2 separate regions of the Homo sapiens genome follow, and region 2 is linked to region 1. A link is a contact called in ENCODE Hi-C or POLR2A ChIA-PET data. All regions are on one chromosome and are shown on one strand. The core of a region is the stretch at or near the end of the contact, and the rest is flanking DNA. Distances in the headings are between cores, read along the strand shown.

The links. Hi-C counts contacts between places; a loop is a spot of excess contacts on that map. ChIA-PET counts read pairs that join two places held with the same protein, here RNA polymerase II (POLR2A). Pooled maps may share reads with other maps.
Region 2: a loop to region 1 is called in a map of ascending aorta, with 10 times the contacts of the local background. The contact joins the promoter of ACER3 here to the promoter of EMSY-DT in region 1. A Hi-C loop is called at or near these places in 5 of 168 maps with a recorded cell type or tissue (CD4-positive, alpha-beta T cell, Caco-2, Right ventricle myocardium inferior and 2 more), 4 of 37 single-sample maps with no recorded cell type and 18 of 50 pooled maps. POLR2A ChIA-PET finds 5 or more read pairs at or near these places in 1 of 52 experiments (Caco-2).

What each region holds. Positions count from the first base shown.
Region 1 is chr11:76,442,969-76,447,195 of GRCh38, forward strand. EMSY-DT (EMSY divergent transcript) reads right to left here and starts at 1,712. Exons shown (of 2, transcript NR_186348.1): 1 at 1,310-1,712. It overlaps EMSY (EMSY transcriptional repressor, BRCA2 interacting), which reads left to right and starts at 2,050. Exons shown (of 22, transcript NM_001300942.2): 1 at 2,050-2,160; 2 at 3,932-4,040. The coding sequence starts at 3,971. RefSeq lists enhancers at 1,055-1,690, 1,691-2,327, 2,028-2,257, 2,458-2,507, 2,548-2,617 and 1 more.
Region 2 is chr11:76,858,582-76,862,808 of GRCh38, forward strand. ACER3 (alkaline ceramidase 3) reads left to right here and starts at 2,337. Exons shown (of 11, transcript NM_018367.7): 1 at 2,337-2,498. The coding sequence starts at 2,396. RefSeq lists silencers at 2,010-2,109, 2,150-2,409.

The DNA.
Region 1 (4,227 bases), core at 462-2,961:
CCTGTCTCAGCCTCCCGAGTAGCTGGGATTACAGGCACATGCCACCATGCCCAGCTAATTTTTGTATTTTTAGTAGAGGTGGGCTTTCACCATGTTGGCCAGGCTGGTCTTGAACTCCTGACCTCAAATGATCCACTTGCCTCAGCCTCCCAAAGTGCTGGGTTTACAGGCGTGAGCCACCATTTACTTATGTGTGACTTTAGGCAAGCTATTTTGCTTCTTTCCTAGACTTTAGTTGCCTCCTTTGTAATTAGAGATAATAAAAGTTTCCACCTCATAAAGTTGTTCTAAGGACTGAATTACTATGTAAAATGCTTAGACCAGTATGTGGCACTTAGTAAGCACAAGGATTGACTATAATAATTCATCACTCATATGCTACTTCTTAAGGTCAGAGTCAGTTTTATAAGCCCCTTGTCTTTCGATTTGTACTCCATTGTAGAGGAGTAGACATTCATTGTCATTTTGACATTCACTGTAGAGGAAAGGACATTTGGAGGTCAGAAGACCTGGGATTACAAAGCCTAGCTCTCTTCCAATTCCTAGCTCCGTGAAATTTGGTGAGTCCTTGGTACATCTATGTTTTTCTCATTCATAGTATGAAAGACCTTAATCGTACCTGTCACACTGAAATGTTGCGAGGCTCAAATCAAATAATATATGTTAAAGTACAAAAATCCTCTATGAAGATTTCACTTACTATCTTTCCAAGAGTTCTTAAGCAACTGGATGCATAGGAAGGTCAGGGAGACAGCGGAGGGAGGGCCTGGTGATTAATATGTTCCACTTTACGATTTTCTGAAGGTGTAGGTTGGGTTTCAACAACAGTGACTTTCCTAGACCTCGGAGGGTATTTTTAGCTAATGGGCAAATAGTAGTAGGAAACTTAAATGCTGTTATTTACCTTCTCTTCCTAACCTACAGTTCCACTCAAGAACATGAAGAGTCTCATACGTTTGTATAGTGGTTCACAACTTACAACGTTTACGTGGTGCATCACAAGATCCCTATAGGGTAGTATTAACCCAATTTTTCAAGAAGGAAACTATGTCTGGAAATTGTAGAATGCACATTAAAAACTCTTTCTGACGAGCGTTTCTACCGGATCCGATGTTACCCAAAGTACAAAATTTAAAGAGGGAAGTCAATCACAAGATTTCATTGAATCTTCAGTATCAGGCAACTGGCTTCTATTTTATGGCCGCAAATAACTATATATTGGGCCCCTTTTCTCACCTGTAAAATAGGAACGAAAAGACCTTCTCCACAAATAAGATGAAATAAGAACAAAGGCTGAGGGTGAACCTACCACGTCGTAGGGCCTCAAATAAATTCCTTCTCCTTCTTGCCCTTGACAGAGATAGCACGAGATATCACTACCATTCCCACTTCACACGTGGAGGAAATCCAACGCGAGAACGCTCGGATTTCCCCTTCTTTACTTGCAACAACTCCGTAACCCGCAAATCGGCTACGGACAACTGCGATGTCCACTATGTTAGTTCTCGTAGCGTGGATTCTCTCTCCTCAAGATGCCATCTGGGGGGCTAGAGGCCACTAATAATTGCCCTCACGATCGAAGAAACTCGATCCTAATCCTCGACGGCACTTCAGGAACAAAGCTGCTCTCCCATCGTCCCTAACCTCACTACCGTAAAGGTCGCAGCAGAGCCCCTGCTCCAACCGCTAGCGCCATCTTGGCCGCTACGTGTGACGCCACACGTAGCAGAGAGCGCAGCCGATTGGCTGGGAGACGGCAGCCCAGGAGAGGCGCGCGAAGCCAGAGACAGGAGGGTATGCAGGAGAAACCAAGGGAACTACAATCCCGGCCTTCCTTGCGCGTACGACAGCAAACCTGGAGCGAAAGAGGTTGGAGTTTGGATTCGGACCACAACTCCCAGCACCCTCCGCGATGTCTGTCCTTTTCTTTCATAACGCGGAGGAAAAGAAGGACAAGATGAATGGAGGCCTTTTGGTGTTTGTTCTCCGAAAGGCGGGAAAAGCGAACTACACCTCCCGACTGGCCGCGCGCGGCTGCGCCTGCGCCCTGTTACCTGTCGCCATCTTGCCCCTTCAGAGGCACCGCAAACAAACCCAATTCCTGGTGTCCCCTAGTCTTGGCGGAGGAGCCTTTTAGATGAGCCCCGAAAGGCCGGGCAGGTGGGTGACTCTCAGGCAGGGTCCTGGGAAGAGCTGGCAGGCCAGCCAGGCTAGAGGAGCGCCGGGCCAAGCATTCGGAGCCCGGCTTGGGGCTCCCAGCCCCATCCTCCGTTGTTTCCTAACGGGATCGTGGGGCTCCCCGGGGTGGACTCAGGGGGACTCTGGCTGGCCTGGTGCTGGGACTCTGGGGGTTTAGCTCTGGGAGACTCCCGGTGAGTCCAGGTCGTCTGGCTGGGTATCCGCTGGCTTACTCTCTCTCGGTTGTCCTCTCCGCTGGGGAGGGAGTGAGGCGCGGGTGCCGGCCGGGACCCCTGACAACAGCTACTGGCCCAGAGGGGCTTGGGTCGTGGACTTGACATTGGGACCGGCGCCGAGAGGTCCGGGTGAGGAGCCTGGGCTGGCTGCTCTTGTTGTGGTGCTGCTAGGGAGTGCGTGTTTGGAGAGGGGGCGGGGCGGGCTTGTCTCCTTGACACTTGAGTGGGGAAGGATCCTACAAGATCCTGGTTCCCCGAGCGGGCTCCGGAAACTACTGCCCGGGTTTCCGATGCGTTGCGGCCCCGCTCTGGGGTCCCCTGGCTAGGACGCGCCGGGATGCCGTGACGTGGTGCTCGGTTCGAGCAGTCGCCGGCCGCCTCCAAGATCCTGTCGGGAGGCGGGGACTGGCTTGTGGAGGGAGAGGATTCCTTTGGCTCTGCCCCTTCTTCCTCCTCCCCACCCCTTTTCTTTATGTCATACTGCCGGCTGGGGCGCGCAGTCCAGTTCTTCTTGCCTTGGGTTTGTTCTGAGCTGAGAGGACTATGGGAAGTAGGGGGAGGGGGGCTCACCTCGGGACACAGAGTTGGAGTTAGCAGCCCCAGCGCCTGGAACGGGATATAGCAGTTATTTCGGTTCGGTGTCTGACTTCTAGGCTAGACAGTGAGCTCGTTCATTCATTCATTCATCCATTCGTTTTGCTCAGTCGCGTCAACCATTCACTTACCCATTTAACAAATACTTAGAGCGGCTCTACTCTGTGCTAAGCAGGTATTGCGCGTGCCCCCAGAGCCGTGTCTTTTTGTCTTTTACACTAGGAAATTCCCAGTTCTAAGTAAGTTCCTGGCAGCTCAACTGTTGGTAAATGGCTGTTTAATAACTACAGGATCAAAATTCATATTCCATTAAGACTTGAGAGAGTATATATATATGTGTGTGTGTGTATATATATATGTATATATATATGTGTATATATATATATGTATGTATCGTTCCAATTTTAGTATATGTGTTGCTGAAGCGAGCACGAGGAGTTATTTATTAAGTTTCTTTAACTTGCTAGGAGCTTTACAAATTTTATCTCATGTAATTCATAAATGAGGAAGCTGACAGGAGTCAACTTGCCCCAGGTTGGTAGTACCACCTGTTTATTAAATGAAATGCCAGCCACTATGAAAGAACTTTATATATAGTGTTCTTTAATACGCGTAACAAACTGGGTGGTATTACCTCTGTTTTATAGATGTGTAAAGCTTAGGCTTAACCAGTAAGTTGAAAAGTTGGGACTAGAAACCTAGAGGTGTCTGGCTCTAAAGCCTGTGTTCTTTCCACTGTGATAGTTCAAATGACTTAATTCTTGATTTCTCAAAAGTTGGAAAGTGTGGTGGTGAGAAAGGATTGTAAAATAGTAATATCTTTTTGGTTTACTTCTTAGCCTGTGACTGGATCTCCAGGTGAGTGGCCCCTTGAATGTACTTTGGTACTTTGGTAATTTGACTTTTTTTTTTTGTTCTGGTAGGGAGGACAAGCTCTTTGGGGCTACCAAACAGAAGCAGCAATGCCTGTTGTGTGGCCAACCCTTCTGGATCTCAGCAGGGATGAATGCAAAAGAATTCTTCGAAAATTGGGTATGACGTTCATTGTTTGTTTTTTACCTCTCTCTGATACCTTTTTTCCCTTTCTGCCTAGGTCATAGCTGTTTGCATGGATGTCATATCTCACGCTACATCAGAAATTCTTTGGAGATACAGTTCCCATCTTACTCATTGTTGTTTCCCTCAGTGCCTAACATAGTGCTTTGTAAATAGTAGGTGT
Region 2 (4,227 bases), core at 1,087-3,586, 420 kb after region 1:
CTCTCTGGAGACGGCCTTCTTGGATCTTTCATGTTTACCTCTGTGTGGTCCTAGCACCCAGGCAGCCAAACAGGGCCTGGTATATAGTAGAAGCTCAATGACATTCAAAATAAAAATTTCAGGCCAGGCAGGGTGTAACTCAGGCCTGTAATCCCAGGACTTTCGGAGGCCAAGGAGGGTGGATCACTCAAGGTCAGGAGTTCAAGACTGGCCTGGCCAACATGGTGAAATCTCGTCTCTATTAAAAATACAAAAATTAGCCAGGTGTGGTGGCAGCCTCCTGTAATCCCAGCTATGGGGATGAGGGGGTACTGAGGCACGATTCCCGGAAGGCAGAAGTTGCAGCGAGCCAAGATGGCACCACTGCACTCCAGCCTGGGCGACAGATCGAGATTCTGTCTCAAAAAAGAAAAATTTCAGAGAGGCTACTATTCGTATTAAAATACACTGCTTCCGGCCGGGTGCGATGGCTCACGCCTGTAATCCCAGCACTTTGGGAGGCCGAGGCGGGTGAATCACGAGGTCAAGAGATCGAGGCCAGCCTGGCCAACAAGGTGAAACCCTGTCTCTACTAAAAATACAAAAATTAGCTGGGCGTGGTGGTGCACACCTGTAGTCCCAGCTACTCTGGAGGCTGAGACAGGAGAATCGCTTAAACCCAGGGGGCGGAAGTTGCGGTGAGCTGAGATCATGCCAGTGCATTCCAGCCTGGCCGACAGAGCAAGACTGTCTCAAAAAAAAAAAAAAAAAAAAAAAAAGATACACTGCTTCCCTAGGTTTTGCACCTAGCAAATAAAAGTTCTGCATCTATTTCCTGCTAATTGGCTATGGTTATTTTGTAGAAAGGCTGTGGGCTCTTCATCTCTCCTTGTCCTCTCTTTTACCTTTGACTTGCACCACATCTGACTTATTTATTTAGAAAATAGCAGTTGTATCATCCTTCATTTTTACTCTTCATTTCTTACTGTGTATTCAGGCAGAGTCCTAATACTAAGACCATAAAGAAGGGAAAGCAAGGTCTCTGATCAGGATGTAGCACAGTAGGATGTGAACAAAGGGCAAGGAAGCTCTAGGGTGTAAACATCTGGGATGGCTTCAGAGAGCTGGATTTTAAAAGAAGAGTGGGGAGTTGGTCAAACGGAGAAGAGAGTTAGGCTGTCCCAGTTGAACTGTGGGAGCAAAGGCAGGTGACCCAGCGCATTCTAGGAGAGGGGAAAGTTTGAGTTTGGTGTAGCTGAACACTAGGGGCAAGGGTGGTTGCATCTGTTTTAGGAAGAGCTCTCTGGCAGACCTGTGGAGTACTAGACTTTTTATTTATTTATTTATTTATTTATTTATTTATTTATTTAGAGACAGGGTCTCGCTCTGTTCTCCCAGGCTGGATTGGCACAGTCTCAGCTCACTGCATGCAATCTCCACCGCGGGGGCTCAAGTGATCCTCCCACCTCAGCTTCTCAAGTAGCTGGGACCACACGTCTGAGCCACCGCGCCCAGCTAATTTTTGTATTTTTCGTAGACACGGGGTTTTGCCGTCTACGATACTCCCAGACGGGGGCTGGGAGTATTAGACTTGAAGTTGGAAGTAGGGGTAGGCTGTTGGTTGCCTGAAGAGCAGGGCACAATTATAGTTAGAACGTGGAAACCTCTGTGCTTGGAGGCCCAAACGAAGCAGGGAAACTTTGCTTTAGTGCTCTAGCTAGCAGCATTCTTTTTTTTTAGGATCTCAGAACCTACTTTTTTTTTTTCGGTCCTGGGTTGTTCACCCTTTCCCTTTGTACCGAAGAGACACTTACACCTTTATCAGAAAATCACGGTTTATTTCCTGAGAATCACGGGGATTGGTTGGGGGTACTCTGTTTTGGGGCTCCATTTGAGGCCTGTGGCTCAATGGAAGACATAGAGGCGCTTCGCCGCACAGGTTTAATCAAGCAAGGGCTTGATAGAAGTATTCATCCCACCCCCGCCCCGATTAAATCAAACCACACGCACACAAATAGAGGCTCTGGCACATCCTGACAGAATATAGCCTCTGGGATGTCAGGAACCCCCAACCTACGGCCATTGGCGTGTCTGCACCGGCCAGGAAGCCCAGGCCCCCGGCTCCTTCCTGGATCACGCCCCTGCCCCGCCCAAGGGTGAAGAGGGGCGGGGCCAGCCGGCGCCCTCCGAGTGGGCCTTACACCAGGTCGGGCCTGGCCCGGCCCCGCGGCCCAGCGGCGCCGGTGGGCGGGGCCTCCGTCAGGGCAGTGTCAGTAACGGCGCCAGGCCCCGCCCCTCGGGGAGGCAGGGCCGGGCGGGGCGCGAGCGAGCGCGCGGGCTGGGCCGGAGCCGGCCTGGTCGCCAGCCTAACCCGGCACAGTGAGCGGAGCGCCTGGGCGGCGGCGGCGGCGGCGTGATGGCTCCGGCCGCGGACCGAGAGGGCTACTGGGGCCCCACGACCTCCACGCTGGACTGGTGCGAGGAGAACTACTCCGTGACCTGGTACATCGCCGAGTTCTGTGAGTGTGGCCTGAGGAGGGGAGTGGGGGCGAGAGGGCACCGGGCTGAGGAGACGCCGTGTGAGGAAGGCAAAGAGCGAACCTGGCCGCGAAGGGAGGTGCCAGGCCTGGCCCCGGGAGCTGGAATGCGGCGCCCTGGGCCAGCGGGAGGCTGAGAGGAGCGGGCCGGGAGTCCAGTGTGTAGAGGGAGGAGTACCGGGGTCTGGGAGGGAGGAAGGGGGCCTGAGGATTGGGGGGGCAGAAGAGCAGTGGGAAGTGGGGAGCCCCTGCTGGACCTAAGGGGGAAAGCCTGAAGAGCCGGGTTGGGAATGGGAATTCCTGCCCGAGAGCGGAGTGGGGCCAGGCTGGGAGAGTGGAGGACCCTGCCCCTTGGAATGAGGGCCCAGGACACCTGCTCTGCTGTTGCCACCACCAGAAGGGTACAGTTCCTAGCTTCGTCTTTCCCCCAATCCGTGAGAATTCTACCGTCTTTCCCTTCCCTTTTCACTGGAATATTAGACCTCCTTGCTCACCTCCAGGGAACAGTTTCACTAGTCTGAGATCTGAACCATCCCACCCCTATCCCCCAGGATGTCTTCAAGTACCAGAGGTCATCTGCTCTCTGAGTATGATTATTCAACTGTCATCTTGCACCAGGAGTCGAAGGCATCTTGCACCTAGCCTGTACCTTCTGCCCCTGCCAGGCTCCCAAGAGCACAGAGGACCAAGTCCCTGCTCCATTCTGTCCTATCCAACTATCTAGGAGTTAGGGGTCATCTGAGGACACTACTTCCACCGACTGCACCTTCTGAGGATTTAAGCATTCTTCTTTAGCGGCTGCTCTGTCAGGCACTGCTGGTCAGGTTGGGCTTGTTCTGTGTGCCTATGTGGGTGTCTGTCTGTTTTCCTAGACGATTTTTCCTGCCAGGCTAGGAGAAATCTGCCACTTCTTTTTCTATCATTTAATCAGGTTTTGAGAGCACAATATTTGATCCTTCTTTTAGGTACCTGCTTCTGGCAAAGTGCAAAGACTATCCTTTGGCTAATGATTACTGCCTTCTTTTAGTTGGATCTACTTCTCAGGACGTGAAGTGAAACTCTTCTTAGCTAACCTTCTCATTGTTGAGTCCTGTTCTCAGGCATCTGTGCATGGCTTTGTAGGAAAGAGGCAAGCATATCATGACAAATGGTCCCACTTTATTCTGTTCTGGTAATTGGCTAAGTTTCAAAAAAAAAAAAAAAGAACACTTTTTGCAGTTTTCAGGACTTTAGTACTATTCTCTTATGACCATGATTTAGGCTAAGAGTCACTTTTCTTCAACTATTAAATTAATAATTTTTACATAATCATGGAGAAATATTGGCAAAGGGATCATTTGTAATACAATTACTTGGGAACCCACATGTTGGCAAAGGAAGCGCTTTACCAGTTTGTTGTTAGATCACTTTGGCAAGCCCATGCCTGGTCCAGAGAACCATGACCACGAGGAAAGAGATGTAAAACCATGCACTCTGCGCTGGAAATGTGTAACATGGAAAAGAGGAATTCAAGAGTCTTCAAATATTGGATGGGCTATCATATAGAATAATTTTTTTTTAATTTATTTGGAATCTGGAATTAGGGCATATGGGCAGAAACTAACTGTAATGGGGAAAAGTTTGCTTCAATATAAGGAAAAACCTTCTCACCAATGATATGGGAAAGGTTGACTTGGGGGACAGAGGACTTTCTGTCACTGAAAGTGTTAAA